Regions from separate parts of the Homo sapiens genome. Here all the other regions are linked to region 1. The links are chromatin loops, found by intact Hi-C in ENCODE. Cell type or tissue: PC-3. All regions are shown on one strand. Each heading gives the region's core, and the rest is flanking DNA. Links, peaks and the distances in the headings are about the cores only. Region 1 has its middle 150 kb from the start of MOCS2-DT. Region 2 has its middle 130 kb from the start of FST. Region 3 overlaps ARL15 (ARF like GTPase 15). Region 4 has its middle 50 kb from the start of FST. Region 5 has its middle 150 kb from the start of FST. Region 6 has its middle 120 kb from the start of FST.

Region 1 (5,414 bases), core at 858-4,857:
CACACAACAAGTGTTTATTCAGATTCTTAATGTGTCTTTGAGGGGAAGAGTCCCTCCCACTCCAGGAACCAGGACCTCCACAACAACAAAGCTTATGGTTGCAGGAATGAGAAGCACAAAGTTTCCAAGTGGTCAATGGGAATGATGTTAAGTAGAGCCACTTCTACTTACACCCTTTGGGTCCCTGAATTTTATATTCTACCTATTAGGGACAGAACAGCCAAGGACCTTTGGTTTAATGTACATACCACATATTGCAGGATAGCACCCCATCCTTGCAGAGTGTCATCTCCAAGTTGGTACCTCAGCTGAGAAGAGGTGATCCCACTGGTTTTGGGATGATGTCATGTGTGTTAGAAATAGTGGATCCCATGGTCATGTGGTCACCATCCCACTTCTGCCACTAAAACTGGTTCCTTTGTTCAAGGAAGTATCATGTGAGATCCCATGTTAGTACATGAGATACTTCATGAACCTTTGAATCATGATGCTGACCAAAGCATAAAAGGTCACCCCTCACTGGAATACAAGACAATCTTGTCAGAATGAATCACTGTTCCTTTAGGGCAGAAGAGGATCCAAAGTAAAAACTTGCCCCCAAGTAGTTGCTTGGCCTCCTTGAGAAATGATGTCTTAGTAGGGAATCGCCATTGGTCTTGGTGGCAATAGGCTGGATATTAGTAACAGAAGTAATTTGATCAGCCTTCATGAGAGAGAGAGAACCTCAGCCTCACTCTCTGCCACTAGGTCCACTCCATTCAAAAGCCCATTGCACAATCCCTGAGATGGCTGAGAACAGAGGCAAACTGATCTCTATCTTGCCCACTTTTCATTTTTTTTTTAGCACCTCTTCTGTACAAAGTTACTTACATTTTGTTACACTAAGTTACTCATACTTTGTGCTTACTTCTATAGGTCAAACCCCATGCCTCTTCCTCAGACATCCTTATTGTTGACCTTCCAGTCTGGTTCCTTCCAAGCTCCTCACCAACCAACTAAACCATTTACCACTGTCCATGAGTTTATGTATATTCAACCAGCTAAGCCATTCACCATTGCCTACGGGTCTAGAGATATCTTAATCCTAGTCCACGTCCCATTCCAACAAAGGAACTAAAACAGATCACTCACTGAAGAGCTGCCCATTTGAAGAGTTATCTCTCACCACTGTCACTTTCTATGTGACTGTAGTAGAGCGGCAGTGCGTTATTAGCTTATACCCACATACCAACATGACTGATTCATGAACCCAGCTCAGGCTCTTGCCTCTTCCATTGGCCACTGAAAAGAAAGCCCCAGAGACCATAGCTGTGAGCTGAGAAAGAGGCAATGGTGAAACACTAGCATGTGACATGGAAATAAGTGCCATGCAGCCTACTTTCACTCTCTGAACTATCTCAAGCCCCATCCTGGATCTACTACTGGCATTTTATCTGAGCCCAAACTTATTACTTGGTAGGCTGACAGTATCCAACTTATAATGGAAAGACATGGCTGAATGAGCACTTGTTAACACATCAATAGATGCTCATCTTCTACCAGGGTCTAATAGCATGCCAGGATGTTTTTCAAATGGTGTGTAATACTCTGTGGCAGATGGCATAAACTTGCTCCAGAATCCTATGCTACAATTCTCTTATTGTGGCTCTCCAGAGGCTCCACGCAGTGTTTTATCTTTCTATATTTTTATTTTTATTTTCAGTCAGCTTTCTCAGGTTGAACAGGCATTACTTTTCTACTAGATATACCTGTACTACCATAGGATCTGCCCAAGAGGCAGCACTGGTTGCTCCACAGCCCAGAATTGCTTCAGAGTCCTTTCTTGCTCTAAGATCCACTCAGAACTAGCAGTGTTTCACTTTGTAATAAATGGGTCACAGAAGTATTCCCAAGTACAGAATATGTTGCCTTTATAACCCAAAGAGGCCTACCAAGGAATGTGCTTCTTTCTTAGTGTTAGGAAGTATAAGGCACAACAATCTGTTCTTCACATTGAATGAAGATATTCCAGCATGCCTTATAACACTGGAACACATAAAAAGGTCACTAATGTGACTGGCCCTTGAACTCTTTTAGAACTTATCTATTTCCCTCAGGAGCACAGGTGTCTTACCAGGGCTTACATTTACCACTTCTTGCATATAAGGTCTAACGAACAAGATATCAATAAAAGGGATCAGTAGTGCAATGTTCTACAGAAAGTCAAGATGATTCACCTATCTTCAGTTTATAATGTGACGGATAGGAGAATAAACATAGCCCTTGGGTAAGACTGTAGATAGGTACAGTTGTCTATCTCATGTGAGTGTGAATTGTTACTGATCATCATTTCTGATGACTATTGAAAAGAATGAATTTGTCAGCTTCATCCCTTCATGCTACACAAGGAGGCGGTGTTGCTCTGCTCTCGTGAAGATACCACATTTGACACAACAACTGCAATTAGCTTTCTTTAGCCCAATATCATCCTGCCATAGCCATCAGTTTTTTTTTTTTCAGGAACAGGACTAGTGAATTAATTGGGGATATGATGAAGATGACCACCCTCTGCATTCCTTAAATTTTTAATCTTCCAACTTCTTCAAAAGTGATGTTTTCACTTACGTTTTTGTTCAAGGTGGAAGCCATTTCAGGTGCTCCTACCTGGCTTCTCTGACTACAGTAATTTTTATTTAAAGGTCAAGGAGCTAATGTGAAACTTCTGCTTACTACCAAGTATGTTCATTCAGTTTATGTGTTCAAAAACAAAGGAAATGTCCAGCAGGTAAGCCTTTAACCCCAATAAACACATTGAAATAGACATAGTCCAAGACTTCATCTTTTTACCTGGCCCTCATAAGCCTCTAGTCAAACAGAGGATGATTGAGGGACTTTTGTTCCCTTGGTATGAGGATCAGCTCAGACCCTGATCCATCAGTCTTTAAACTGTTAAGGCGTGTCCCTCTCCAAAGGGCCTAGTTTCCCCCAGAGGGAAGGACTGAATATATCCCTACTGTATGGCTTCTGGGGTTGCTGAGTGTTTTTTGTAGATATCTGGCCACTCTTTCAGCTGACAGGTTCTATGTCTAAGCATTGCTTCACTATACATACTTGACAAGAAAGTGTGGCTTTCCATTGTGGTAGCTGCCCTCTGCTTTCTACTCACACATTTATGAACTATTTTGATTGTGCACATATATTAAGCAACACCATTGTTGGCTGCCCATCTATCTTGCCCTTAGGAACATTTCTTGGCTTCCATTCCAAGCTTCTGCTCATTATGATACTTACAGTTGCCTTGCCTCTCTCAGTGAAGTGCAGCTACCTGGCCATTTCTGGATCCTAACTCGCATGTCTGTAACAGCATCTCCTATTGAGGCCCAGTGTAGAGGACAGCCACCTCTAAGCTTCTCAAAGATACTAGTTCTTCTTCACTACCACATTTCTTATTGCTTTGATAAGTAGATTCTTCCCCTAGACCTCTCAAGGAATATACTCAAATGGTGGCTTTTCCAGCCTTATTTAGTAGCCCAACTTAGCATGGCCACTTCCCAAAATTTTTAATACCTTTCTTCACAGTCTGCCACAGAAGTTTTGGCATCTCTACTTCATTTAATGTTCTACATTAAATGAAGTGTTTGGAAAACTCTGGCTCTCAAGTCAGATCCAGCCGGTTTCCTTTTTTGGTAAGGAAAGTTTTATTGAAACACTCAATTTACTGGCAACACCCATTTGTCTACATATTGGCCATATGACCTTCAAAGCCTAAAATATTTGTTACCTAACCCATTACAGAGAAAGTTTGCTGACATTTGATGGAGGGCATTACTTTTCCCAATCTTCTAACCACCACCCTGGTATAGCATTAAAACTGCCCCTTGGCCCTTTACCAAAGTGTCAAATCCTGGGTCACAGAATGGTGCCCCCATTTCAACACTCTATTCCTTCTCCAGTCTTATATTACTCCCTCATTCAGCTGGCTTCTTCAGGATTCCCAGGCATTATGTCCTTGTTCCTGTCAGTACGTGTTAACTAGGTCCAGCCACTGTTTTGGTATTTAATACTGCTTCTCCTTTAGCAGTCTAGCACTTTCTAGTATAATTTTGCTGAAATTTGGCCCAAGTTATGGGCCTGATGAGCAAAAGGAGAAGTAGGAACAGTTCTTGAGCAAGGCAAGCACTTTCCTAAAGAGTTCCTGTCTGCTCTGAGAACTCTACATGGTCTTCACACAGGGAAAAGGGAATTTTATCTTCCAATAAAAGTAGTCAATATTAAAGACTTGGAGAGTTCAGGGAAATCTGGGATTTCAAGACGCTCAAGTGAATCTACCCAGATATTCCCATCTTGTGCTTTCACTCCCATATCAGAACTCTGACTTTGGCTTAGGAAACTTCCCTAGGTTGAGAATTCAAGTTTCTCCAAAATTTTCTGCCTCTTCCAATTAAGTTCTGTTTCAAGCCATCAGTTTTCTCTGCCCTCCATTTACAGAAATTAGGATTTCTTTAAATGCTCCTAAGGAGGCCCTCTGACTCATATTTACATCAAACTGTGAATTAATAGATCTGAGATTATCATGATCTCTAGATCTACAACATTTAGCAAAAGCAAAACAATTCCATGGCCCATAGAGTTACCCTTTTCCATATGCCTTTGAAATGCCAGAGATATTTGATCAGTCAGTGTCCCTCCTTTCATGTGCACCCCCTGCCAGTTCACCATGGGTGAACATCTTAGCCAGGAACTATCATGGCTCCACCAACCCAGGATGCACTACCGTCTGGCCAGTAAATAATTCAACTCCAGAATTCCAGCTATAGGGTTTCTTTCTTAGGACTGCTCCCAGTACCAGTGTCCTAGAAGCAGGGCCTGAGATGGAAATTCTTCAATGAATGATTTATTGAGATATTACTTTCAGGAGAAAGGGAGTAAAAGAAGCAGTAAAGGCCTTAGTAAAACTAAGCAAAGGCTTATTCTCATCTGGAGATCAGCTTCCTTTGATTTGTAAGAAATTCTGGAGTATAGATGAGTCTAGATGAATCATAGGTTTGTTACTACCTCGAGGGAGGGAGTTTGTCCTGACCCTCCTCCTATTCTCAGGGGCATAATGTTCAAGGTAAAGCAGATCCCATTAGGTTGAGAGTAACTCTAGAGAAGGAGGCTGCTGTGAGTCATTAGGGGCTAGCAGTCATCATAGCTGAGGAATGGGTATGCAACCATGTAAATGGGATCTGAATGGAAACCAGGAGAGTCTACTATATACCTGAAACTAAAGAAATAACGCTGGTTACCTTGAAGAGCAGTCTCCTTGGGGCCCTGATGCACAACTTTCAGATTCTGTGTCCTATTGAACACTGGCTATCCTTACTTGCCTTTTGGACTAAGGTCTACCCTTAGCTATAGGAGGAATGAAGGTTTGGTTTGGACTTTAGGAATGA
Region 2 (5,414 bases), core at 675-4,674, 92 kb after region 1:
TTGCTGCATCAGCACAAATGTCAATCAAAATGAGCAAGCAGTCTTTTTTCCTTCAAACTACCCATTTTCCTGAGAAACCCCAGGGGATACAAGCCAAAACTTTCCTAGGTGCTCTCCCTCATAACCAAAAGGTGAAATGAGTACATACATACGAACGAGCATGACTAGAATTACTTGTAAATAATGAAGGAACATGCAACATTCTCTCCCTTGTCACATCTTCCCAGAGCATAAGCCAAAAAGGCATCTGCTTTTTTACCATGAAGTCAAGGGCACCAAAAAGACAGCCTGACCAAATTGGTGCCCTTCTTCAGAGATATGCCAACTGTCAGAACTTCTCAATAGTGTAGTCCTTCCTTTGGGCAAAGCACACTCTTCAGGGAGCCTCTGTTAAATACATAAATGAATTTCCTTGGAATAATTACAGATTAACTCATTCTCAGCTTTTAACCCATTAGCAATAATTTATTCCTCACAGTAGGCTCCAAATTACATAAAACAGACAAGTTTCAAAGGGCAGGAGATTAGAAAATTCCTTAATCTTTGTTCTTTTGGGCTGCTATAACAGAATACCATAGCTTAAATGTTATAAACAACAGAAGTTTATTTCTCACAGTTCTGGGGGCTGGGACCCCCAAGATCAAAGTACCACCAGATTCAGCATCTGTTGAGGGCCCATTTCCTGGTTCAGAAATGGCAGTCTTCCCTCTGTGTATTGACATAGAAGGGATAAGTAGAGCTCTCTAGAGTTTCCTTTATAAGGTCACTAATCCTATGCATGAGGGCTTCATCCTTATGACCTAATCACCTCCCAAAGGCCGCACCTTCAAATATCATCACATTGGAAATCAGCATTTCAACATATGAACTCAGGGGAAGGGGACACAAATATTCAGTAGGTAGAACCCATCCAGGTATGCTAGAGGACTCCTGAAGCTTCAGAGCCAGAGGAAGCACTATAGTGGGGGTTGGGCTGTAGGCACCAAGAGGATGCTTTAAGGACACTGGGCACCCAGCAGAGGGTATGAGTGAAGACCACCTGGGTCCAAATCTGCCACATGCATGCTGTGTGATCTTGGGCAAAGAAACTTGACTTCTTTAAGCCTCCTCATCTCATCTGTCGAATGGGAGGAATAATGGCACCTACTTCATAGGGTTGTCATGAGAATTCAGGGCAGTTATATAAACAGCATCCTTAGGCTCATAGTATGGCTTCAGAGTAAGGCTTCAAAATTGTGAGTTATATTTATTGCTGTTGATATTATTATTATTTTCAGGAAATGAAACAATGAAAGGGAAGTTTCTAAAGGTGATTTTGGGACAAATTTCAATGACCATAATTTTGCTTATGTCTGCCCAGTTCTACTGATCATAAAATGTCAAAACGAAACTATTTACAAGAACACTAAGCACATTGGCATACCATAACATTCAGTCACATTATCAGAATAAAGTGTTGTAATCTTGTTTCTTCTCTCTGTTCACCGTATGCCTCTCCTGCATTTTTCCTGTTTCTTTGTACTTTCTTTTTTTTTTTTTTTTTTGAGATGGAGTTTCACTCTTGTCACCTGGGGTGGAGTGCAATGACACAATCTCAGCTCACAGCAACCTCCGCCTTCAGGATTCAAGTGATTCTCCTGCCTCAGTCTCCCAAGTAGCTGGGATTATAGGTTCATGCCACTACGCCAGGCTAATTTTTGTATTTTTTAGTAGAGACAAGGTTTCACCATGTTGGCCAGGCTAGTCTCGAACTCCTGACCTCTGGTGATCCACCCACCTCGGCCTCCCAAAGTGCTGGGATTACAGGCGTGAGCCACTGCGTCAGGCCTTTATTTTTCTTTGTTCAACAAATGTTCCTTTGTTTTGCTTTGAAATATAGGTAATATGTGTATAAGTTAGAAATTTAATACTACCTACTAAATTATTGGTTTTTCTACCTGCTTTCAACATTTGCATTTATTCATTCATGAATTTGACAAATAATGTGTGAGTTCTCCCATGTGCCAGGCACTATGTCAGGAGCTGAGAGAGTGCTAAACAGGGCAGATGAATATCCACAGATGCAAAGGGTATGTTCCACATTACAACTCCTAAGCAGTGCCCCTCTAAACCTCCCTCTTCTCTTCCCGAAGAACACTTGGTAGATTTTACAAGAGGTAAAATCGTCTCTTGAACTACAGGTTCTAAAGTTTAACCTGGAGCATGTAGAGTGATAGGCATACTTACTCCTGGGTAGAGTTTCTAACCTGGCTCCTGGGAGGGTCGTTAAAGATTTGGGAACTCCAAGTTTCATTCTTCTTCAATTATGCCTCTAAATTTAAGAGGTATTAACAGAGTAGCTTTTGGAAATCAAACAAGAGAATTCTGAAATATAGAAAGAAGTCAGGCCACAGAGGAGGACATGAGAACACTAAACTCTGAAGTCTGTAAAAGAAGCCTGTTAAATTTTCATCATTTTCACTAGAGTGTTTGTCATTGTTGATCTTGTATGGAATCTAATAGTTCTAATGAAAAATGTGTTAGGCCTTGGGTCCAAGGATATCATCATTATAAGTGCATAAGTGCCTAGGACAATATAAATCTCTCTACAGTGCTGCTATTGTGGACTTTGATCCATGATGTATTAGTTACTTATTTATTGATTTATAAAAATGAGCTGTTAAGCTTTTCCTGAGAAGTCCAAGGGCACATGAACAAAATGTAAGAAATATATAGCCACAAAAAATAAACCATGAAGTATAAACCAGAACCCCTAATGTCCAGGGCACGCTGCCTAGGTGAGTAGGATGAATCAAAAATACACTTTCTAGACACACCCTGAATGTCAACAAACAAGAACTCTGTAAAACCCAAAGAAGGAAGTTATATAATAAGGGCTTATATGAGACATAATATACATTGGCAAAACCCTGATCTAAACATGATGAATTTATTTACATTTGGCCCTTCTTCAGAGACGGGCCTGAGACTCTCACCAGAAAGTATGATGAGTATGATATCTTAAACGCCAGCAGGGCCAGAGGTCGCGTACTTGGCTTTCAGTATTTATTATTATTTTAAGCCAATTAAAATAATTTGGTTTCACAGTGGAAAGATTCCATTAAATAATAGCTTTGTTCACCATGAGTGCAGGTTGTGTGGTTCTTTACTAAGTAGGATAGAACTGGAGAAACAGAGAGGGCAGAGATTGGAGGCTTGTCTGAAATCACCTCTGCCCAAAAAACAGAGCAGAAATCTGCTGAATTGGGTCTATATATCAACTATTTCAATAGGCATAGCTCAAAAGATAAATATTTATTGTTAATAATTTTTCTCTATGACCTAAAATTTTAAAACATGTAACTCCTATTTTTAACATCATCTGATTTTCTCTCAGTATTTAACTTCTTAGTGCCAAAAATAAGTTACAGATATATTGTCCTTCACTTTTCCTTTTTAATCCCAGCTAAAACACAAAGGATTTTGTGATTTCCCAGGATATGACTCAATTTCATTCTGCTAATGATCGTCCCTTGTCTGGAAGCCCACAGTCTTCTGTTAACTTTGGTCTGCCATAGACAGCCAATTAAAATTGGCCAAATAAGCCAAAAAAAAAATCAACCAGAGACCAAAATAATCCCTTTTGGCTGTTGCCACAAAAGAATTTACTGGATAATCTCTAAACTTTCCACTTAATTCTGGCTGTATAGTTCAGTGTTTTTGACCAAAAACATACCAGAGGCTACACACTGTGATTGAATATCCCAAATTTCCTACAATTTGATGGGCTTTAAAAATACGGATATATGTTAGAGTTGTAACTCAGTGATTTAAGGCAATACTTTGGTCACTTGTGTATTGGTTGAATTAAACTTTGAATTTGGCACCATTGCCATATCACTAAGGAAGCTTCATTAGAAAATGAGTATGCATTAGGATTATCTAGCTTCTTACTGGTCCCGCTCCTAAGGACTCACAGCTCTGCAGGAAATCTCAGAATCCTTTGTCATTACTCTTCAACAGGTGCATGCCCATGGCCACTTCTTCCTGCTCAGCATAATAAGCATGGAACCACTCAAGTCTACAGGACTGCCAGAAATGGCTCTGTTCTTCTCTCAACACACTATCCAGCTAAAACACTCTTACCTATTCACTATTCCAGGTGTTAGAGCTTTGTCCATTGCTCTTTTTTCTGCCTCAGCAAAGAGGAGAGCCAATCCCCAAAGTTATATAGTTTTAAATTTAATTATTAAGTTGGCTTCAGTATGGTAGATACTCATTACCCCCAAAGGACGAGAACAGTTCAAGTCCTTCTGGGTGGACTGTCTGATGGAAATCCATTCATGATGCTCCAACTTCTGCTCTAACTTTTCCTATGCCTACTCTATTGCCTGTTACTGTGCTTGTTCTATAAAGAACTAACTTAGCAGAAGAGTAAAAGACTATCTAAATGTATCCATCATAATGTTCATATCATAATATCCCCTCAAAGAGAAATCCTAGGTCTCCATATTCCTTGAGCAATCTTCTCCTCACAGTGCCTGTTTTTCCATCTGTCTGAGGTGTAGGTACACATAATTCTGAGACATATACTATGACCTTCACATCACTGTCTCCTAAAGGGCAGTCACATTCATAAAGACCTATTACTTCCAATTACCTGTGCTTTTTGTCTTTTTCTCAATGCCCACATCTTAATCAGAAATCCAGCAAGAAATGTATGGTACAATCAAAGGGCTAGTGGAAAAAAGTTTTAAGATAAAACATTTTATAACGGTGTGGACCTGATTAAGACTACCAATGAGGGATGGTGAAACATGCAAGGACTAGGTATAGTAGAAAGCCTTTACCTCCCCTAGACTCAAGACAAAAAGAGGATCGTGTTACCCAATGAGAGCCAGAATCATAAGAGAAGGACCACCTAACTAAAATAGCTGTGAATATAGGTAAAGTAAGATGGCCACTGCCCAAACTGAGAAGAAACAGGGAGAATAAAAATACCCCACCTACTCTCACTTCCTGTCTGCTAATCTCTAGCTTTGCTGAACTCAAATAGAAACCAGAAGCCAAGGGAGCTTGAGTGGTACCGTCCATAAAGAGGCCAGGCTTTGGCCAATATGGCGAAACCCCATCTCTACTAAAAATACAAAAATTAACCAGGCATTGTGGCACATGCCTGTAGTCTCAGCTACTCAGGAGGCTGTGGCAGAAGATTCACTTGAACCCAGGAGGCGGAGGCTGCAGTGAGCCGAGATCGTGCCATGCATTCCAGCCTGGGTGACAGAGCAAGACTCCATCTAAGAAAAAAAAGAAAAACAAAAAAGGCCAGGCTTTTGGAGAACGGAGCTGGTAAGAGAAGGGTAAAGAATGAATTTCGAGAGGGAAATGAAGAATAATCCGCATTGTATTTCAGAAGGCCCTTACTGGAGGATCAA
Region 3 (5,414 bases), core at 714-4,713, 960 kb after region 1:
GTGTAAATCTAACATTACATTATATTGGTCTGAGCTGGCACAAATTTTCAATATTGCATACAATATTAAAAACCTTTCTCATTAAACTGCACTGTGGCATTAGATCAAAGAATCAAGGGCCTCCTATTGAACTCCTTTAAATATTACAAACATAAGAGCAAGTCTGGCTGTGCATAAAATAGAAACAAAGCCAATTTTTTTTGTCCACCCTCATCCTATAGCTGGCTGGAGAGAAACATTGCTTGAGAAATCTATTGTAAGTCAAACACGAAGAAACTTTACTTCTCGCAAATATTTAACAGGCATAAATGAATACTAGTCTCTAGAATTTCACTTTGACAGAAATTTTTCAGTAAATATGTTACTCCTTCAAAACTTTAAGCTACTCTTTCAAAAAGTATCACTCAACAGCATCACTTCAATTGCAAATCATAGAGGCAGTGGTTTCATCCTCACCACCCTGTGATCCAAACTTCTCAAGGAAACAAAGTTCTTACTACACGGGGGTGTTATTCCACTGTGTACTTCTAAAGTAACTTTGACTCATGTGCTTCTTGGCTGGCTTATATTGTCTATCAGTATCTGATGGAAGAACATAACTAACAAATATCTTATAAATTTGTTATTACTATACTTATCTCTGTTTGCTGGGAGACACTGCATATGTTATATCCCAAATTTCCACATACTCAGCATAAGCTATGCGCAAATTCCCACCAGCACATTTTATTTTATAGCAGTTATAATAGTTGTCTCTATATTATGGGTATATGTATATGTATGTGTACACACACACACACACACACCTAATTAAATCCCCAAAATGTACTAATCATTCCATGGAGGGTGAGTAAAAAAATATAACAGAAAAATCTGTTGGGAATTACATGCTGTAACTAAGTGCTTCAGCTAGCACAGGTTGTGGCTTATGCTGCAAATTTCTAGTTTATACAGTAGTTAAGAGAATGTATATACCTTAGACCCGTACAAGTTAAGCATAAAATGATAACTGAAACAGAACCCATCTACTTAGACTACCCAGATGTTTTATCTCTTTCTATTCTACCTGCTAATGCCTTTAAAGACAATAGAGAACAAAAAACATTAACATTACATTTTAGTTTTTTAAATAGTTTAAGGTAAAAACAAAAGCCAGATTAAGTCTCTAATCAATCATTTTACAATTCTAGATAGAAATTAGGTAAAGAAATAGGAAAACGAGATAAACAGTTAAGCCACAGTTTTCTTAAAATTCAGTTCGATTTAAAAGGAAGATTTATCCTCCCAAAGTATTTTGTAAAACAAAATATATTTATCTTTTCCAATGGAATTTTAGTAAGACAATGCTTTTCTTTTTTTTTTTTTTTAAAAAGGGAGAAAACACTACCAATTTCACCTCCCATCCTATATGAAATCTTCCCTAAAAATATCTTAAAATAAGAGAAGTTCAGGAAATATACCAATTGCAAATTTACTGTGAAAGATTCCATTTTAAATGATGATCACAGATCGTTAGTTATATTTAGCCTAGAGAGTTAATTATTATAATCTGAATCACAAAGACAAACAGAAGAGCAGCCTATTTTTCTGTAATGCATGTTCCTAAGGGACCTGCAAAAAACTAATATAAGAAGGTAAACCACCCTTCCCTAAGGATAGCGTTATTCCCTGACTTTCCAAATAAAAACTGTAGAGATATTAGCTTTCTTCATCTACAAGTTAGTTGTATATGCCAAGATATCTTAGCAGAGTTCAAAAGTATTCCATTTGCAAGGCATACATGTAGACCTGTAGGGGTAAAAAGAAATAAACATGTTCATAGAAATGTACATCTCAGATGATTCACCGTAACGATCAGATGTTACCCTCGGTAGAATTAGAGGAAAAAACACTGATGCAAAGTTTAAGTGAGAAATTATAATCATTATTGTTAACCATTTTATATATTTATATAGCCATTTTACAAATATAATTAAAAATCGGTATGTCATTCTCTATGTTGGACTAAATTACGACTAAGAATTTGTTGTCTACCAGTAATGGCTTTCTTTCAGGCTGTGGCTATAATTCTGTTAAGTTTAAAAGGGGGAAAAAAAATCACCCAAACATTGCTTAATGTAACTAATCAAGCATTTTCAAAATTAAGACTGGGAATGAAATGTTAGGCAGTATTTGCAGGGATTAAAAAATGTTGTAGTAGAACAGTACTGCCATCTACCGACAACTTTTACCAGTGCCTAGGGAGTGTTTCCAAGAGCAACCTCCCATTTATTTGTGTCTGACCCAAGGAAGACTTCAGAGAGACACTGTTCAAGTAACCAGAAAGAAGTAACATTCAGATTGGCCACGGTTTTACCTCTGACTTTTAAAGACTTAATATTTTCTCTCTTTCTATTCAAAAAGAGCATGGTTTTTTTAAAAAATTTTGAGTTGTTAAAATATAGTGACCCACACAATGAATACTTCCTAGTAACTAACATCCAGCCGAGAAGACGGCTATGCCTATTGCTACAGAATGCTCATGCTCCTACAGACAAATCTCCTTCAATGCAGTAATACACTGTATCCCGTATCCCCGATGCAGAATTAGATTCACTATATCCTCTAATGACAAAAGCAGATCACAAAATTTCATAAGCAAGATTGGATGTATTTATGTGTATGTCAATCATAAAGCATCCATATTACCACCCAGGAATCACTTTATTTGGGGTCACTGTGGGTCCAAGTCTGGCACTGGATTCCCGCGGTAGCATAAAAACCCCTTAGGGTTTAGTTGGTGGGGAAGTCGTGGGGCACACTGACATCCCAGATTTGACAGAACTCAGTAAAATTCTATACATACCAAAGACGGCAATGGCATCACCAGCAGGAAGAGCCATTGCACACCTTCTATAATGCTCAAGATACCAAGTAGATGCTTTACACAAGTTCTATCAGTTTTGTAACTTAAAAGTAGATGTTGAGTGGGGAAATATGCAATATAAAGACTCTTTAACCTATGTGATGGAGCAGCTGAAGAGCACAGCTAGTCTTCTAATTTTGTACATGGATGCTGCATCCCATTAATAATGTAAAATATATATATAATTTTGGTCTATGGATTTTAACGTTTTACGGAAAAACTGCTACTGCTGTTTTTTTTTTTTTTAAGACAGTAATCTGAAAACAGGTTACAGACAGAAAACATGTAAATGACAGATTTTAAAAAGGATTTAGTCGGCACTAACATAGCCCTTTTAGGCCACATAATTGAAGAACTCCAAGGAACCACAAAATAAACTGAAAACCCCAGACATAAAGAGATCCACTTATTAATTAAAAGCAGCTCTCTTTCGCTATTAAAATAAGGTTGGCCATGCATACTTTATTGCTGTCACAGTCTCACATGAGGCAGTATTCAAAACACATAAAAGTAAAGTTGAATAGTTCTCTATGTAGGGAATGGAGTTAAGTCATGTCTGCTTGCACAAAACTGTTTTGCAAAGCAGCCATATATAGAAGATCAGGGTGGAAGAAAAAAAAGACTAAAATGCATCAAATCTCAAATTCAATGCCTTTCTTTGGTAGGGACAGTGAGGTGTGCTATGGACAACATGAGTTGAATCAAGAAAGGCCTAAAACTTTCCTTGTTTTAAAACTAGAACTAGAAATCAAGACAATCACTGCAAAGAAAGAGACAGGGAACTAATTAAATAAATTACATACTAATTAAATACAAGTTATTTGGGAACTTTTTTTGTAAGTCTAGGTTTTGTTTTTAAACACAAAAAGTCTGTATCATACTGGTTTATCTGTGAGAAGAGGCACTGGTCACAAAAAAGAGAGACGGAGAAAGAAAGGGGGAAAAAGAAAAGAAACAGAATGACAACAGTAACTACCAATATTTCAAAATGTGGTTTTTAAGAATTTCCAAAAATCACACTTCCAAAAATCACAGAAATGTTGTGGCTAAAAAGTTCATTCCTGATACTAACTGTTCTTTAAAAGCCATGGGCAACCATATGGCAAAATCTAGAACTAAAATGAAAAGGACAAAATGTGTCCTTCCATATTTAATATTCATTTCTTGAAATGGATAATCTAGTGGTATCTTGAAGGAATAAACATATTTCTTTGCAATGACTTGCTGAATGTCAGAGCATAACAAGATTATTTACAGTCTTTAAGAAAAGTATGGAAACAAGAAATTCCTATAACAGATTATTTAAAAAAAACACTACCACCTTATTTTATGGGTTACTAATAATCATGTAACTCTTTCAACTGTAGGGTAACTGCCATACAATTACAATGCCTAGTTATTTATGTCTCACAGATTATATAGTACTAAAGAAAGTTACCTGTTACCATATGTAGACACTTGTGGTTGGCAGATGTGGAAAATACTTTACCATAAAGATCAAAATTGGCTTAAAAATTGACCTAGCATATGAACGTGATTTATTTATCTCCACTCCCCTCCCCCACCTCTGTTTTGTTTGCTTTTCCTGTGGATGAAAGAAGGAAAAATAGAAACTTCTAAAGAGATATACAGCTTTCCAGAGTCAATGGTTTAATCTAAGTGGAGTCAGCTACTGAACTTTATTCAGCTGGTTTCTCCCCAGAGCACGTCTTCACCGAAGTTTCTGTTTGACCTGTTTCATTTCCTTGGAAAATTCTGGCATTAAATGCAGCTATTACTGGTCTTAAGTTAGAAACATTCTTCTTGCTTGATTTTTTAAATATGATAATCACCTTAATTTTTTAATATAATAAGCACCTTCACACTCATCCTATGTTTCATGGTACTAAGAGACCTTCGGACGCCGCATGCTAGTTCCACTTTCCTACAAGTTTGTTTACTAGTGAAATTAAACAGTCAATCCCATTTATCTCTGAAATCAGCAGTGTCCCCTAGCAAGAGATAAGAGACAATGTGTGTTGTATAATTTACTGGGAACTAATTCATGGTGACCAATAAATTGTGCAGTCCTCCTAAAGCACCCCCTTTGCCGTGGTGAGATCCGCAGTGCCGACTCTCGTCCTGGCACTAAGATAGATAAGTCCTAAGAGTGAAATCAGTAGACATGTGTCTTTTTTTTTTCCCTTTAATTCTGAATAAAATTCCAGAATTTAGGGAGTGAAAAACACTTCCCCAACCCCCGCCAAAAAAATCTGACATTTTCTTTCTGCCGAAAGTCTAATTTCTCTTTCCCCAAATTGCTTCACCATATGGAAGGAAAGAATCTCCACCTTTTATCTTCAATCTGTATCACAGTTTGGGCATATACGAGAATTTTGTGTTCACTTTTAATTTTCTTGCTAGTTAAGAACAACTAACAACTTTCTTGTATGTTAGGACTCAAAATACGTACCTCAAGAGTTGTGGTACATTTCACACAGGTCAGAAGACAAGCATTATGGAAATGAAA
Region 4 (5,414 bases), core at 975-4,974, 170 kb after region 1:
AAAAGAATTTCACCTATACTATATATCAGGGAAATGCAAACCAAAACAATAAAATATTTTTCATCTATCGGACATCATTTAATTTAAACAATTATTGAAATGTTACATCTTGACAAGTAGAAAGGACACTCATAGTATAAATTGATTCAATTTGACATTGTCTATCCAAACTTGAAATGTGCATACTCTTTGATCTAGTAATTCCATTTTGAAGAATCCATATGGGAAAAAAACTCAATATGTGCACAAAAGTAGAAGATTCAATAAAGCATGGTTTGTTATTGAAAAAAATTGAGAAAGCAAATGTCCATTAATAAAGAAATGGTAAATAAATAATAGTGCATCCATATGATGCAACACTGAGGCAACATCAAAAAGAATGAGGTAGACTTTTTACTCATTTTGGAAAATCTTCTACATCTAATTAAGGAGAAGAGCAAGTTAACAAATAACAAAGACATAATCCCATTTGTTTTCTTTTCTTTTTTTTTTCCAGAGGGGCCATATATGGGTATATGTGTGCAAAGTAGACTTTATTAAAGAGTACTCAGGTTGGACACAGAGGAAGGGGACATTATAGCAACTTAAATGATTTTGAGCTAAATGTTATTCTTCTCTTTATGAGTCTTAGTAGGATGTTTACACTGACTGCCTTACCTTGTGTAGTGGCCCCCAGCCCCATGCCTTCTCAGTGGTTTTTCTCGTTTCTCAGTTTTTTTTTTAAGTTAATGCGTGTATATATGAAGCTATGAAATGCAATTATCTTTTTTTAATTTTTTTCTTTCTACTGTTTTTGTTTGGTAAATTAGAAGATTTTAATTTGCCTTGCTCATCAGATTCACTCAGCTTGTCATAGTGACTGGAAATACTCAATAATGGCTACATAAATGGATGGATAGAGGAACACAAACAGGCTCCCTTTTTTTCTTAGTTGCCAGAATCTCTAAAGGTGTTTATTGAAGATGGTTTTCACACCTTAGCCACGGAGAATGAAGAGGAGGTATCTGCATTTTAATAAGGAATTATGAAAGACAGAAAGAAAGGAATTTTAGCATGGAGTTTTGTTTGCAAGACACCTTCAGTAAAATATTCACTGAATGAATGACAAATTTCTGGTGTTGGAATTGATATAAAGGAGATATTTAGGGAGATTGAGTCTTTCCAGTATCTTAAAAATAATTATTGGAACAATTCAGGAGGACATTTGTTAAAAGATTTAAAAATCACTTATAATCTATCATTCTTACTCCTTTCTTTCCTATTTTCTTTAATAAGTAATGCCTGGTTACATTTTTGTTTTAGATTCAAACCGTACAGATGTTTGAATAGATAAAAATAAAAGATAAACAACTCTTTATACCCCTATTTCCACTCCCCTCCCAGAGGAAACCATCAGCCAATTAGATGTGTGTTTTTTTCTAGTACCCCCTCTGCATCTTACAGCTATCTATGTACATGTGCTCACTTTTTATTTTTGTCCAGATCTCCAAGGGGAAGTCATACCTAAGAAAATTACTAAGAAATTGATCCAAAATTTGAAACTTATTGTTGGAAGGCTGGTATTAGGGAAATGGTGTTATGTAAATAACTCATAATAACCTAAATTCATGCATGTAGGACTCACACAATGTGAGGACTACTTACATATATCATGAACCACTACCCTCTTAGAAAACTGAGTTTTCAGTGCACTGGTCTTTCACATGCTTTTAAAAAAAAACAATATTTCATAATGGATAGGGATATATAAATGTGGAGATAAAAATTGAGATTAATCAAAAAGTCTAGAGACTTGGCAGTAGGGGAAAGAGAGAATAAGAGAGAAATTTGGAAGAAGGCAGAGAGGCATGCGTAGAGCTAGGAGACCAGTTAGGTGTCTAATAGCCAGGCAAAAGAAGGTGGTAGCTAGGGGTAGAGATGTAGGAAAGTAGACAGACCATGGGGGTATATTTGGTAAGTAAAGTAGAGGGAATTTGATGAGGAATTATGCAGGAAAGGGGAATGTCGAGGATGAAGCCTACATTCCTAGGCTCGCATGACCAAATGGATGGTGTTGACTTTTGCTGAGTCATGGAGCACTGGAAGACAAGAAATGCGGTGGAGGGCAAGCAATGGCGCTCATGAGGTCAATCCTCAATAGACTAAACGGTCTTTCAAACAGCTAACTAGAGATTCTGAATAGGAGCTCAGAACAGCCTCATAGGCTGGAAATGTAAGCACAGAAATCACTGACCTCTAGATGTATGTGAGGTGATGTCAAGTGGGACAGACAGCTGCTGAGTAGAAACAGAAATGAGTGGTGGTGTATGGGGCTCAGAAAACAATACTCCAACATGAAAGCCTTAGAAGCAGCTCTCTCTGACTTTTTCCTTCCCTCCTGCCTCTGGCCCCTCATTTTCCTTGGAGGCTAGCCACAGAAACTAGAATCCCCCTTCCCCAAGGCAGGTCATAGAAGCCAGAACCCCTTTTCTCCAAAGCCAGCCATAAAACCTAAAAACCACTCCAGGTTTTCCCCCACTTTCCTGTGTAAAAACTGGCCATAGATAAATTATCTGACTTACCCTATTTGACTGTAGGTCATAAGATCCCCATTCCAGAAAGAGCCCTGCCACATACACAGAAGAAAGAAATGCATGCTCAGAGATGTCAAGAAGAATCTAGATGAACAAGCCTTACTGGGCTTCACCATTCAGTCTGTTAGCATTAGATCATACCTGTTTTGTCCAATCGCATTTCTACACAACTATCTGTACTTTGTTGAACCTAAACACAAAAATGGACAGTTTTCTCCTGTATCTTTGAGTCTTCCTTTTGAAGGCTCCCATGTCACTTAAAACTATGATCAAATGAATTTTTACGCCTTCTCTTCTATTAATCTGCCTTTTCCCGGTGATTTTCAGTGAGCCTCCAGAGGGCAACGGGGAGGTTTTTTTTTTTTTTTTGGCCCCAACAGGGGTCAGTGACAAAAATTACCCAATTATGACAGAACCAGATCTGGTAACCATAAAGTCCACTGAGATAAGGCCCAACTGCCCTCTAGTGGAATTCAAGCCATTTTAACAGCCTGCAACAAGAAATACATTAAGCTGATTTTCACATGACTGTGAGCAGAAACGCCCGTAGGCTTTCTGTGAAGAAAAAAAGTACCTCAAGGCAAGATGCTTACCTCTCTCTACAAGGCTGTCAATAAAATTAAGTTTCTCTATTAGTGGAACTTTTAAAAATACAGTGAATCAATAACTGAGGTTTTGAAATACCTGTCTGCAGTCTCTTTTCCAAAATTCAAACATCTGAAAGTTTCTAAAAACCAAAACTTGTTTGTTTGTTTTCTAAACTCACTTGGTGGCAAAACCTAACTTGATTTGAACTCATTTGGTGGCAAAATCTGACCTGAATTTCTAATTATTGACTATGTCTGCTGGTCCAGGCCCAGATGAGAGTGTTACATAGTAAATGCACCTCATTGCCTCTTTAAAAAAATCTAAAATATCTTTTAACAAATCTCAACTCTAAAAATTCTAAGTCTCATGTGTCCCTGAGGTTTTTATTTAAAGGATCAGGCAGATTACCAATGGCAGAAGATATCATAACATTCGATTTCTTTTTTTATTTTTTTTTCTCTTGAGACGGAGTCTTGCTCTGTCACCCAGGATGGAGTTCAGTGGCACGATCTTGGCTCACTGCAACTTCCGCCTCCCAGGTTCAAGCGATTTTCATGCCTCAGCCCTCTGAGTAGCTGGGATTACAGGCACCCACCACCACTCCCACCTAATTTTTGTATTTTTAGCAGAGACAGGGTTTCACCATGTTGGCCAGACTTGTCTGGAACCCCTCACCTCAGGTGATACACCCACCTCAACCTCCCAAAGTGCTGGGAATACAGGCGTGAGCCACCGTGCCCAGCCTGAATTTTTAATCATAGGGATGTTCAAAGAAGGAAACTTACCCTGAGTCATTTAAACAAAAACATATGCAGGCTCAAGTTATCTAAGATTCAGCAGAAGTGCAACAGGGAATCAGCAAAATACACAAGTACTAAAGTTTAACTTTTCCAGGATTTGCCATTGAATGGGCTGCCACTGTCCTGATAACGTGTGTGTGTGCATCATGCTTATGAATCAGGAGGCAGGCATCGGCTGTACGTTCTTCACTCTTCCTGAGCTGTAAGCCAAGGCCACGGGTATCCATGCTTTGACATATGCAGGAAATACAAGTGCAGTGGACTCAGTAAGAACCTAAGTCCTAATCTAGTTCTCATCTTCATATAAATCTTAAAATCAGAAAAATCTAGATGAAGATTCTATACCATTTTCCCTTAAGAAATACATAATAAATAATAATAAGCATTTTCTACTAAAACCATGCCAAGGGAAAAATACTGCATGCTCTGAAGGGCCCCTCACTACTTACATGGAAAAATCTATGATAATCTCATTCCTTGTGTTTTTCCAATTGTTGCATGGCCCAGGGCCGGAAGCAAGCCAGGGCAGAAATATCATTGAAAATTTTTATTTTATCTATATGTACTAAAAACAGACTAGTTTAAAATGCAATGCACTCTCCAAAAAAGAAGTACCTTAAATTCATTTAGAATTGGAGACTTTTACATGATGTTTATTCATTCATTCAGCATATATTTATTATGTGGCTCCTAGGCACCAAGAATTGCTCTAGATACAATGAATAAGACAAAGTCCTCCTGATTCATGTATGGGGCAAAGAAGCCAGGTAGCATTATCTGCATTTTACAGATGCAGAAACAAGATTGAAAAACAATAAAGGTAGTAGGAGAAAAAGTTGCCTGCAAGCCTTCTGCCATAAGTCTCTCTCTACTGACCCATGGCCAGTGCTGTGCAGCATTCCCAGAGGCCAAGGCAGACATCAGAGATAAGGCCTAGAACATTTGCAAGGTGAGCAAAGGAGAAAGTCACAGAGTGAGCCAGAACAGATACCTCCTAGCCCCAAAGTGAGAGGAACAACACAATGGCTTCTTTTCGTAAAGAGGAAGGTATTGGGGAAGACTGATCCCAACACCAAACACATCAAAATCCAAACCTAGATTATTTTTAAATCTTCTTCTAGAATGGATAAGGTGGTAATATTCATTTATGACTAGTATAATTATTATGCTTTTCTTCCAGGTTTGCCTTAAGCTGAGCGTTCAAAAAATATATATATAAAGTAATCCTAAGAACAACATATCTTGATTTTACAGCCTTTCTTTTTCCTTGCCAAGAACCCTAGAGCATTTTGTGAGAGGGTATTAGATTCCTAATGAGCAGTAGCAAGATAGGAGGTGTTTCCACAGTCTCTTGGAATTTCGTGAAGAAAGTTAAAGGCAATGAAGAGGTCACCAAAGGCCACAGATCCATTGTGTAAAGTCTGTATTCATGCATATTTTATAGACAGGTATG
Region 5 (5,414 bases), core at 870-4,869, 70 kb after region 1:
TATAAAGGAGCCCTTTCTTTTTTTCTTATTTTTCTGTATTATCAAGGAAAGAAACACAACTTCCTTGAGTCCAGTCTTGCCAAGTCACACCGATTGTGAATGAGTGAGTATCATGGAGTCATAACCTAAAGGAGCTCTTGAAAATCATCTATTCTTGCTCTTACATAATAGAGACAACATGATTGATCTTCTGCCACCTTTGACCTTAGGCAACTGCCTTTCCTGCCCATCTGGAAATCTGCAATAGTTTTGTGTAAACTTTCAGTTTGCTATTTAATTCTTTATATATCTATGCCTTAATTCCCAAATCCAGCTGTAATCTTCTTGTGGGTAGTGTCTGCATGCGAGTTTAGCTTGATCTAAAGTGACCAGAAAATCTGGCACTGGTTTGCATGAAACTTTTGTTCAAGATATATTTTGAAGAGAGAAATAGAATTTAAACATGAAAGATTTTTTAATGGTATGAATTCAACTTAGGAAAGCCTCAAAAAAAAAACCCTATCAATTTCATTTATTTCTTCTGGAATTAGTTGTTTTTATGAATGGGAAAAATGTAAAAGGTGATTGTTATTATAGTTGAATGTAGAGCAAAATGCTCAAGGAAGTTTCCATGCACATTTTCCAAAAGCTGAAACCTTAATTTTTGGGAAACTGATTTTTGAAAATATGTCTGTAATTAGATGCTATTGCTGATAGACAAATATGTGTGTATACTTACAAGTTCCCTACCTTGTTATTATCCTATTAGATCATTTGTACTATTTAATTTCATCAGTGTCACAAATTAATTTTATGTGAAACCTAATCACTCAGTATCCATTATCTTGTTTTTGCTCTACAACAAACAGTGAGATAAAGTCATTGAGACTTTATCCAAAGTAAATATAACTTAGTAATTACTAGAAAAAGAAGATGTTTTCTTGTTTGAAGAAACAGCATTTTAACAAGAAGCAAAGCCACCAGTGGTACATTTATGTTTCTGCCTTGGGCAGATAAATGAACTAAATGACCTCTTTCTATCATTTTCAGCCCTGTGATTCTATCAGCAAAAGGCTTTCAGAGTCATGTGATAGCATAAGCCAAGACTTCTGGTAATTTCAAAGTCTTTCAACTATTTTCCCAGGAGTTTTATCCTCTCTGGGTTGTAAGCTTCATTTCAGAAATATGGGAGGTGACTATGACAAAGCAAAGAGGCATCCCCTTTGGATCAACTTGGAAGGCTGTGTGGGCATGTGCAGGCAGACAGCAGAAGTCACATCCTATAGGTTCTATTTAGCATTCACCTCGTGACTCAGTCCAGATACTCACTTAATAACCAAGTTCAGGTTCAGGAAACAGCCAAATTTCAACCACTGTAGATTTTCTACCTTCAACAGTACCTGACAAATTTGGCCTACTGTGTCTTTGTTTGTTTGTTTGCTTCTTTGTTTACAAAACCCCAAACAGGTAACTTTTTCACTGGATTCTAGTTTCATCAAGTAATTTCCTTTTGTTTACACAAATATGGGATGCAAACAAATGAAAAAGACAAACTTTTGGCTAAAAAGAACTTTGACCTCATCTATGTAAGCCAAACACTTTCAAACATAATGTATTTATAACCTTTCCACCCCTATTCTTGGTTTTATTCTTTTTTGGTTCTATAGACAACTACAAAAAAAATGAAAGAAAAAGTTCTGGGAGCAAATAATATCATGGAGTTAGAGTTATACTTTTAGTAGTCCAAAGAAATGGTTCACAGATGTGCTGCACAGCCTCTTCTGACAGAAGCTCCATGCTAATGTTGATGAAAGAATATATTCCTTCTTTTCCAAGATGGCCCAGGGAATGCACAGCACCATGATATTCTGAGAGGGCTTTCAACAACTTTTAGCCATTTTGTTTGGCTCTATGACAGTCAAAAAATTTTTGTCCCCAGAGAATTTCCTTCAATATAATCGTGCAAGAAGTTCAAAGCGAAATAGTTGCGCTTTCTCTGACCTATCTAGTCTTTCCAACGATTTGCTAACAAAATGATGCACAATTCATTTGTTCTGAAAATGTTTCCACTTCTGCCATAGCAAGCAGTCTAAAGAGTCATACAATTTACAACTCTTTCTGTTTACTAAAAAAGGTGAGGAATGATACAGTTCATCTATTGATGAATCTTTTTTTAAAGCCACCAACCAACACGTATGGTACAATTTCATTTTGGCAAAATATAATCTACCTGTGTGCATACATAGAAAAATAGACTGTTAGGCTATAAACCAATGTAGCCTATAATCAGTGCTGATTATCACTTAAAGCTGATTATCACTGGTTGGTAAAATTATAAATAATTTATGTTTCCTTCCTTATGTGTCACTGTCTTTTCTGAAATATTTGCAATAGCATGTATAACTGGGTTCTTTTCCTGCTTATAATAATTTTTTAAAGTCAAACATTTACTTACTAACTATAAGGAAGCAATAAAGCTATTTTCATTTTTCAAACAATAAATAAAAATACGTTTGTCAAAATAAGTCTGCACTAATGGGGCACTTTGTTCCTTTCTCTCAATATAAATTTCAGCTGGAATTCAGAGGTCAATCTTAAATTATAGAGTTATACTAAAAACCCATAAGATTTATTCATTAAAATGTTCCTGCAGAGTTCTGTAGCATCCTGTAGGTGTGGCAAATGAACAAATAAAACTCATATCCAAATTCAGTATCTCTCACCTCCGAACATTTGCTTTACTTATCACCACAGGGAAGTACACCACCGGCACAACCTTAAGCTATAACTCTATCCCAAAAAAGGAGATGAGTCACAAGTCACTTTTAAGAAATACAATAGAATTTTTTTTCTTGTAATGAACGCTGAAAGGGAAATGTTTTACTTGTCCTGACAACTCTAGCAAGTCATAGCCCAAAAATATGAGTAGGATGTTGAGCCAAAAGCTTTTTAAAGGCTAGACAAATACCAGCAGCATTAATAAAGGACCAGAAAGACTTCTATTGCAGCACTCTTGGGTTTACAATGTGATTATTGTTTTATGAGCAGAGAAAGTATCTTGAATACCATGACAATTTTATGTTTCCTAGGTGCTGGAAAAACTAGAAAGTGAGAGGGGATGGTATCTGATGAGGTAAAAGCACAGTGGCTGAATGCCTTGTCAATGAGGCTTTTACAAAAATTTTTAATCTCTTGAGTCAGGATTTTGTTTCTGTGGCAATGAAGATGTAGGCATTGGGAAGCTGGGGGTGAATTTCTGTGGTGCTGTCTTGCTGGGGATGGCCTGGTGACAATCTGCTCTGCTCACGATGAGAAGACTTTAGTCCAAGTTTAGTCTTTTAAAACGCCAACAGTAATGTACCCACATCTCTCCCTGCCTTGTGAAACATGTTTCCTCCATTCTGAGTTTATTTAATGCCAATTCATGCTGTGCTTAACTATATGAAACCAGCCAGCCTGAGGTCCAAAACGAGTGATATTCTGTTCCTTTAACAAGATTATAACTAGTGGTTAAATAACATTCTCCAGCAGCTCCCTCCCCAACCCTATCCCAAGCTGGAGTAGGAGTAGTAAGGTAAAGAGAGACCTGAGTAGTCCAGCCTCTCTCTTGTATTTGAGGCTGGGGCTTTGAGTTTTCTTCAATGTCCTTGTAAGTTTGAACTCTTCATCTGACTCTACTATCCTAGGCAATATGGACAGAGATAGAGCCTTCCTCTCACCATAATCTTGGGTACTCTGTCCAAAGACCAAACCATCTGATACTTTCTTTCAAACCAAAAATATAGAGTCCTTGATTGGGTGGAGATGGGTGGAGAGAAAAACCTGATTTCTTGCCGATTTCTCCCTTCAACCAGGATTATACCAATGAGAAAGAACAATTAGCAGGCTACTCCCAGAACAGTGCCCTGGCAATGCATGGTACACATGCTTTGTGTGTTTAAAAGGAGCTGCTGATAATGGTGAAGAAATCCAGAAAGCATCTGGGAAAATCCCTGACAAGGCACACCTTTCTTTCAGCCTATATGCCAGGTGTCACACATAGGACCAAGCATCGTCTTTCATGGCCCAGTACAAACTTGTACCATGGGACCTAAGCCAAGCATGATTCCTTTGAGCTTGCCCAGTTTAAACTTGCAAGGTGCGCCGCCACCACCCCCCAACCTCAACCCAACTCTACCCCCAACTAACATACCCACACACATGCACAAGTTCACATGCTATCTCAGCCCATCCCATTTGTAACTCATCAATCATAAGGGAAGCATTTTTAAGTTTTTCACTCTAAAACTGCATTATGTCCTGCAGGCTGTTTTGTAACTTTTGGATTACGGCACCTAACTGTAGTATCATGAAGTTGATAGGTTTGACTCATTTCCTCTTGTAATAAAGCCACAAGGTTAACATTTTTTAGAAAGAAGTATGCTAGCTTCCACATTTCTTCAGATGTGAAGACTGTACATGGAACAGGCTTTGAGACTGATCCCCTGGAACAAAAAAAAGAGGGTGAATTTTTTAAAGGAAAAGAGTAGTAGTTGTGTTGTACTAAATAAAATTGATTTTGCCTGACTCTAATGTAATAACAGCAGTTAAACCACTGAAGTTTTTGTGTGGTGTATGTAATGGCAGCATTTTTCTTTTCTGCTCTACTTTGTCTGAATTTTTAAAAAACTGTAAGATTGAAAGGAAATCTTTTGGTTCTTGTGGAGTCTGTTGATGCCTACCTGTTTCTGGCTGTTGTGTGGACCTTGTTCAGTGGATGCTGTACTGCCTTGACCCCTGCAGGACAGAGGCCCTCATTCCCCAGTTCCTGCAAGTATTAGTTGTCACTGCTGCCAACTAAGTCTTTCTCCAGGAATTGTCCTCAGCTGAAGGAGAATACCTTACCAAAGGTTATGATCTGCTCTCTGGGAACAGCCTGCGAGCCATGACTAATCAAAGTGAGGGTAGGCTTGTTCCCTTGACTCAACTGGCACAATTCTGAAGACCATCCCAGCTCTAGAGCTCCACATACGATCATTCAAAAGTCCTGTCCCACATTACAGTGCAACTTCTCCTTCTGACCTCATGCTTCCCTTGGCTTTCATAGACAACTGCAAGATCGTACCCAGGTGCACCTATGAGCACATTTCCTTCTTAGAGCTTTCCCCCTGGGTAACCAAATCTAAGATAGTTTCCATTTGTTTTCCTGGGACCTAGAGGCTAAAATGAGATTACAAAGCTGGATCTCTCACCAATTGGCCAGTAACGAAGACCAGTGGTAAGTAGTATACTGATTGCCATTTATGCAAAACTTCACAGTAGTGAAAGATGCCCAAGAAAAACCCCTTGTACCTTCTACTATATAAAGACACAGGGAGAAGGCACCATCTATGGACCAGAAAGTGGGCCCTCCCCAAACACTGAATCTGATAGCATCTTGACCTTAGACTTCCCAG
Region 6 (5,414 bases), core at 440-4,439, 100 kb after region 1:
TCAAATCAAAAAGGCCTGACTAATTCTAAGAGACTAACTTTGGAATAGAGGATAGTCTGTCTTGAATTTATTTTCCTATGGATATCTTACTGGGTTACATATTTGTGGCTGGATCTGACTTCTAATAGTAACATCACCACTGAAGGATTATGAGTCACTCTGTCCCCTGGATCTACATTGCAGAAGAGTTGCTTGGCTGTTCCAACTGATGACTGAGGGAGGGTCTCTATCTGTCAAAGGGTAAAGGCAGGATGATTAAACACTGACACAGTCATCTACATGACCTTAAGCATATTTTAAAATTTTATCTGTTCTTGACTTTTTCTCTTCTGTGTTTCCTTATTGGTTAAAGCTTGCAGACTAATTTACTTACCAGAGTAGAATTTGCCATTTAAAACAGTGATCGCCATTGTGTCTTTGTTTCATGGTGGGATAAGTAAGGATTAATACTTCTATTATTATAATGTGACCTGTAGTGGCTAGAGAGGAACTAGCTGGCCATGGTGTCATTATTATTATACCACTTTTTATTTTTCCTTAATCTCTTTCACTGAAAATGGCAGAAACTCCTTAATTTTAAAATCAATCATCTGGACTCAGGAAAAGGCACAGAAGTGGTATTTGCCTGTGACTTTGGTAATGCTGCCACCAGTAAACTGTCTCTCAGAGAGAGCCATTGTATGGATTAACCACTGTATGGAATCTAGTTTAACATTTTAAGATTACCCAAAAGTTACCAACAAGCAAAAATAATCTTTGGATACTGTCTATTCCCTGCCCACAATTCTACCTGCTGGTATGCTGGTGTCAAAATAAGAATATCTCCGTGTAATATTTTATCAACTTGGTGCTGAAAGGGTGAATTAAGCAGAAACAGAAAGAAATAAACAAATCCAAACTTGGAAAGAGAATGGCTTTGATTCTCACACTCATTCTAATCTATGGAGGTCTCAAGTGTAGTACACACATGTCCCATCTGTTTTAGGCAAAGCACTAACTCTTCCCTAACAAAAACTGTGAACTCCCTCCAGGTCCACACACATAGCTACACAATGTGTTCTGTTTAATCATGTCTAAGGAACTGGGGAAGTAAACCACAGTTACCCTAGCTGAAATCTAAAAAATGTTGTGTAGGCCGGGCATGGTGGCTCACACCTGTAATCCCAGCACTTTGGAAGGCGGAGGCAGGAGGATCACCTGAGGTCAGGAGTTCGAGACCAGCCTGACCAACACAGTGAAACCTCGTGTCTACTAAAAATACAAAAAATTAGCCAGGGACAGTGGCGGGCACCTGTAAACACAGCTAGTGAGGCAGGAGAATCACTTGAACCCAGGAGACAGATGTTGCAGTGAGCTGAGATCGCACCACTGCACTCTAGCCTGGGTGACAGAGCAAGACTCCATCTCAGAAAATAAAAAAATAAAAAATAAATAAAGATAAAATAAAGACTGTTGTGCTTGGTGGTTCAAGTGGACTTGGTGGCGCGTGGCCCAAGAGGGAGTTCACAATTTCTGTTAGGGAAGAGAAATACCACATGACAGGGAGATTACCTTAAAATGGAGTTTCCTTTTACTAAAAGTTAGTGATATCAGACAGACAAAGAGAATTTGGTTCAATTTTGACTTTGAAAACTTTGTTACAAAAAGAAATACAGCACTGTCTCCAAAATGCCTAATACTGTATTAGTTGGTCACAAGGCTGGGCAGGCTTCCTGGCCAAACTCAACAAAGGAACACTAAAGGAAAGTAATTCAATGACAGGCCATGTATAATAGTTTCAGAATGCAAAAAGAACAAACATGAGTTATGACTAAACATTGTAGACTTAGGCAAAAATGTTTAGTTTCGTTGTAGTAAAAGATTTCCGGATGTTAATTCAACCCAATGTATCTGCTGAAACTGATTAGAGAGGATGGTAGTTGTAGTTGCAGAATCCGGAATTCCACAGCACTGACTGTACAATGTCAATTCCATTTCTGCGAAACCAAACTGCTATTATCTAATTTCTCTCCTATTACTTTTGACTCTTGATGACAAATATGCAAGGAACGGTGCCAAAATCCAGTTGGCACTTCATTATCTAAACTTGTTCCATGATGCCTAAGTTTTAAAATATTTGATTTTATTATAGTAAAAAATAAAAATTGTGACTAAAACTCATGGGAATGTTAGGATAACATGGAAATTGGTAAACCGAGAGCTAAAAATATTACTAATGGTCTTATTTTCTGCCTATGCTACTAATGCAATGAATGTTAGGAAAGTTGTTCAATCTTTCTTACATTTTTTTCTGTGGTTAAGCAAAAGTAATGTTTACCTGAAAGTTTGCTTACAGCTAAAAAATTTGAGAACTAAAGATATTTCCAAGTCTATCATACAGTTGCACATAACTAATAAAAGGGACTTTAAAAAATGAGTAATTTAATGTATAGATATAAAAACAGTGAATACATTATTAAGCTTTTACATATATTTCCAATTTTTCACTTAATCAATGACCAATCTACACATATGAGCAAATGCACAGTTACACAAAAAAACACTGAAATAGACACAATCACACACTCCAATCACCAACTCTATGTCTAGTCTTGTTCCTCTCTCTACTCACTCCTGTGGTTTCTAGAACCAAGACCGGACTGGAACAGCACACGGAAAGAAACCATAAATTGTCAATAGAACATTTTAAGACTTTTTTTTTCAGCTTTTTACTACAGAACATTTTAAATGCATAAAATGGTAGACAGAACTGATAACAAACTATTCCCAGAACCTAGCTTCAACAATTATCAACTAAGGGTTAAACTTATTTGATCCATATTCCCATCTACTTCTCCTTTCCATATTCTTTCAAAGCATATCTCAGATATCATAGTATTGTATCCACAAATGTTTCACAATATATCTCCGTAAAATAATTACTCTTTTAAAAAATAGCCAAAAACTCATTATATCAACTTAAGCAATTAAAAATGATTCTATGATAACAAATAGCCCACCCATGTTCAAAATGTCTAACTGTCTCTTTTTTTAACAGTTGGTGTCAGTCTTTTTGAAAAACCTTTAGGGAATATTTAGCCATCTTCCTTTCCGTAGCTTGTGTACTCATATGAAAATTAGCATGGACACAATATGACTTGGATCACAGAAGAAAGCTCAGTGTGAATATGTGGTCTCTCTCCATTTTAAATGATGTAATTCTTGGTCGAAGGCTCACAACTATTAGTTGTTTAGGGAAAAAAGAAATCAAATAGTGCACATTAGTTTCTAAAAGAAGTCAGGGAAAATCCAACAAGTTTTGTAGAAAAGAGAATCTTCAAGCCAAAGAGTAATAGATGTTTGAGAATGCAGAGCTTCACTGAAGCTGTCTTTCCCCAAAGGAGTGCAGAGAACACAAAGGAACCTTGCAGTTAAGAAGGAAGCACTGCTAGTTAAGGGCACATGCTCCTCCCACAGCTCACGCATCAGCCAACTTTCTTCTGCAAATGTCATATCTCTCTCCAACAGCAAACCAAAGTTTCCAAAGTGAATTTCAAAGTATTAGAATTTACAACTGATTTTAAGCACTTCAATTTGGAAGCAGATTTTAAATCCCAAATCGGAGATGTGTCTTGGATCTTGGCTTGCCTCCCTCTGTAGGTAGGGATATATAAACTACTTTCTTGAGCTATTAGTTATTAAGCATAAAAATATATATTATTAATAAGTGTTTATAAGCATTAATATCCTGCATATAATAAAAACCAGTCACTTCCTTTTTATTGCCCAGAATTTGAGACTGTGTACTGCTTGAAAAATTTTGTATAGAAGGAACAATGAAGGTCTGCTGCCCTGGGAACAGCGAGTGTAGCATCCCATTCCAACATGTGGGGACTTTCCTGTCTGCTTTGGATGGTGGGGAGTTTCTTTCAGACTGGAAGGAATAAAAACTGTGAAAGGTTCATCAATATAGCTGCAAGAGAAGGAAATATCCTCTATTTATTCATGTTCAACAGGAGTGGGGATAACTTAAAATAAATGACATATCAATAATAAAACCATTAACAGAAGAACAAAGTAACATAATTGTAAAGGAGATAGATGTACTATCATAGAACATAAGAGATGGAAAGTGTCTGCAACTAAACATAGCATATAGGTCTGTTTCCCTAAAATCAGGAAAAGGAGATTTATTTTTCTTATCAATACTTATAAAAATGTAGAAGTCTTTGGAATATCTCCAAATAGTTTTTAGCTTTGAATAATTAGAAAAGCTTGGCATAATTGATGAATGTATGTTTATCTGTTCTAAACCTGAATTCCAAGTTAATTAGTCAAATCTTACTCCTTTTCTTCAAGAACACTAGGAATTTCTTGGTTTTATTAATATCCCTATACATCTGACCTTTGTTATTATAATAGGATATATATTCTTATGGCTTGCATGCAAAGTGTTCTCAATTGCTCTTAGGTCATATTGCCAGTTACAAGAATTACTAATTATACAGATTTGGATGTGGACTTAGGACGGCTTATGATCCTTGGGAGATGCTTCAGAACACTCTTTTGGGTCATTTAAACCAAAACAAATCAATAATGATGACCAGCCAAATGAAGCAAATAATTGATCCATTTCATTCCTTCTCTTGGCTATAGTAGTCCAGGTCATTTTCATTTTCAGGTAATAAGACTAACAAACTCATCATCATTTTTTAATCTATTCAGAAATATTTTTTAAATGTAAACATATGACAGTGGATCAAAATATAGTCAGTAGGGGGAAGTGTCCTCATGAATTCGTGAATTATGTGCTAATTTCTTTCCCTCGTGTTGTTCTAAAAACGTGAGTACATTAATAACAATATGTAAGTAAAATTTCTTAGGGTTGCATAAAAAAAAACCTAATTAAGCTCATTAAAAATAAATAAATAAGTAAATACTAAATAAATAAATAAGGAGGGTGCAAGGGGGGAAATCAGAACATTTTGTTAGGAAACGTCCTAGAAATGTTCAGCTGAGTTAGATGGGACTGGCTCTCCTGACTTCAGAGGATGAACCAGTACCTCTCTCCCTTCCCTTCTTTATTGGTCTTCAGGTTTCTTGTTTCTACTTCTTTTCAGCACCTGTTCCATTCTTTTCTCGGCTGAGTGGCTTAATCTATAAGATTCTTGAATGCTTCTCCTCCATTATCTGAGCTTATGGGTAGATTTGTCCTGCTATGTCACATATTCAGGGCCCAATTCTCTTTGACTCCCAGCTCCCTGCCATTGACTGGATTACACAGGATTCTAGGACTTCTTGGGTGTCATCATTCCTACATTTATTTACTAAGGGAGTAAACGTTTTGGGAGAACTCTCATAGGCCAATATGCAATAGAGGCTAGAGATTTAGAAATTATCAAGATGGTTCTCCTGGAAGAGAAAATGGGCCAGTG

The links. Hi-C counts contacts between places; a loop is a spot of excess contacts. Peaks named below come from ENCODE experiments on the same cell type or tissue, not always from the same donor. Only the 100,000 strongest peaks of a DNase experiment are listed, where the experiment ranks them.
Region 2: it touches region 1 in a loop (6-fold over the local background); 5 of 110 quality-filtered maps call a loop at or near these places.
Region 3: a loop joins it to region 1, with 7 times the contacts of the local background. A loop is called at or near these places in 26 of 110 quality-filtered maps.
Region 4: a loop joins it to region 1, with 10 times the contacts of the local background. A loop is called at or near these places in 26 of 110 quality-filtered maps.
Region 5: a loop joins it to region 1, with 5 times the contacts of the local background. A loop is called at or near these places in 6 of 110 quality-filtered maps.
Region 6: it touches region 1 in a loop (6-fold over the local background); 5 of 110 quality-filtered maps call a loop at or near these places.

Annotation. Positions count from the first base shown.
Region 1 is chr5:53,260,175-53,265,588 of GRCh38, forward strand. No RefSeq gene overlaps it. Among named protein-coding and RNA genes, the nearest start is that of MOCS2-DT, 150 kb to the left of the region's middle. In PC-3, for the core only: a CTCF peak has its summit at 2,384; a DNase peak (open chromatin) is centred at 2,397; H3K27ac peaks cover 3,469 bases.
Region 2 is chr5:53,352,623-53,358,036 of GRCh38, forward strand. No RefSeq gene overlaps it. Among named protein-coding and RNA genes, the nearest start is that of FST, 130 kb to the right of the region's middle. In PC-3, for the core only: no CTCF peak of the experiment used is centred there; a DNase peak (open chromatin) is centred at 2,839; H3K27ac peaks cover 4,000 bases.
Region 3 is chr5:54,215,849-54,221,262 of GRCh38, forward strand. All of the region lies in intron 1 of ARL15 (ARF like GTPase 15), which reads right to left. Among named protein-coding and RNA genes, the nearest start is that of ARL15, 92 kb to the right of the region's middle. In PC-3, for the core only: a CTCF peak has its summit at 2,222 (motif pointing left); a DNase peak (open chromatin) is centred at 2,233.
Region 4 is chr5:53,427,804-53,433,217 of GRCh38, forward strand. No RefSeq gene overlaps it. Among named protein-coding and RNA genes, the nearest start is that of FST, 50 kb to the right of the region's middle. In PC-3, for the core only: a CTCF peak has its summit at 3,042 (motif pointing left); a DNase peak (open chromatin) is centred at 3,018; H3K27ac peaks cover 3,487 bases.
Region 5 is chr5:53,330,489-53,335,902 of GRCh38, forward strand. No RefSeq gene overlaps it. Among named protein-coding and RNA genes, the nearest start is that of FST, 150 kb to the right of the region's middle. In PC-3, for the core only: a CTCF peak has its summit at 4,757; DNase peaks (open chromatin) are centred at 1,223, 2,913 and 4,293; H3K4me3 peaks cover 514 bases; H3K27ac peaks cover 4,000 bases.
Region 6 is chr5:53,360,859-53,366,272 of GRCh38, forward strand. No RefSeq gene overlaps it. Among named protein-coding and RNA genes, the nearest start is that of FST, 120 kb to the right of the region's middle. In PC-3, for the core only: no CTCF peak of the experiment used is centred there; a DNase peak (open chromatin) is centred at 1,973; H3K27ac peaks cover 4,000 bases.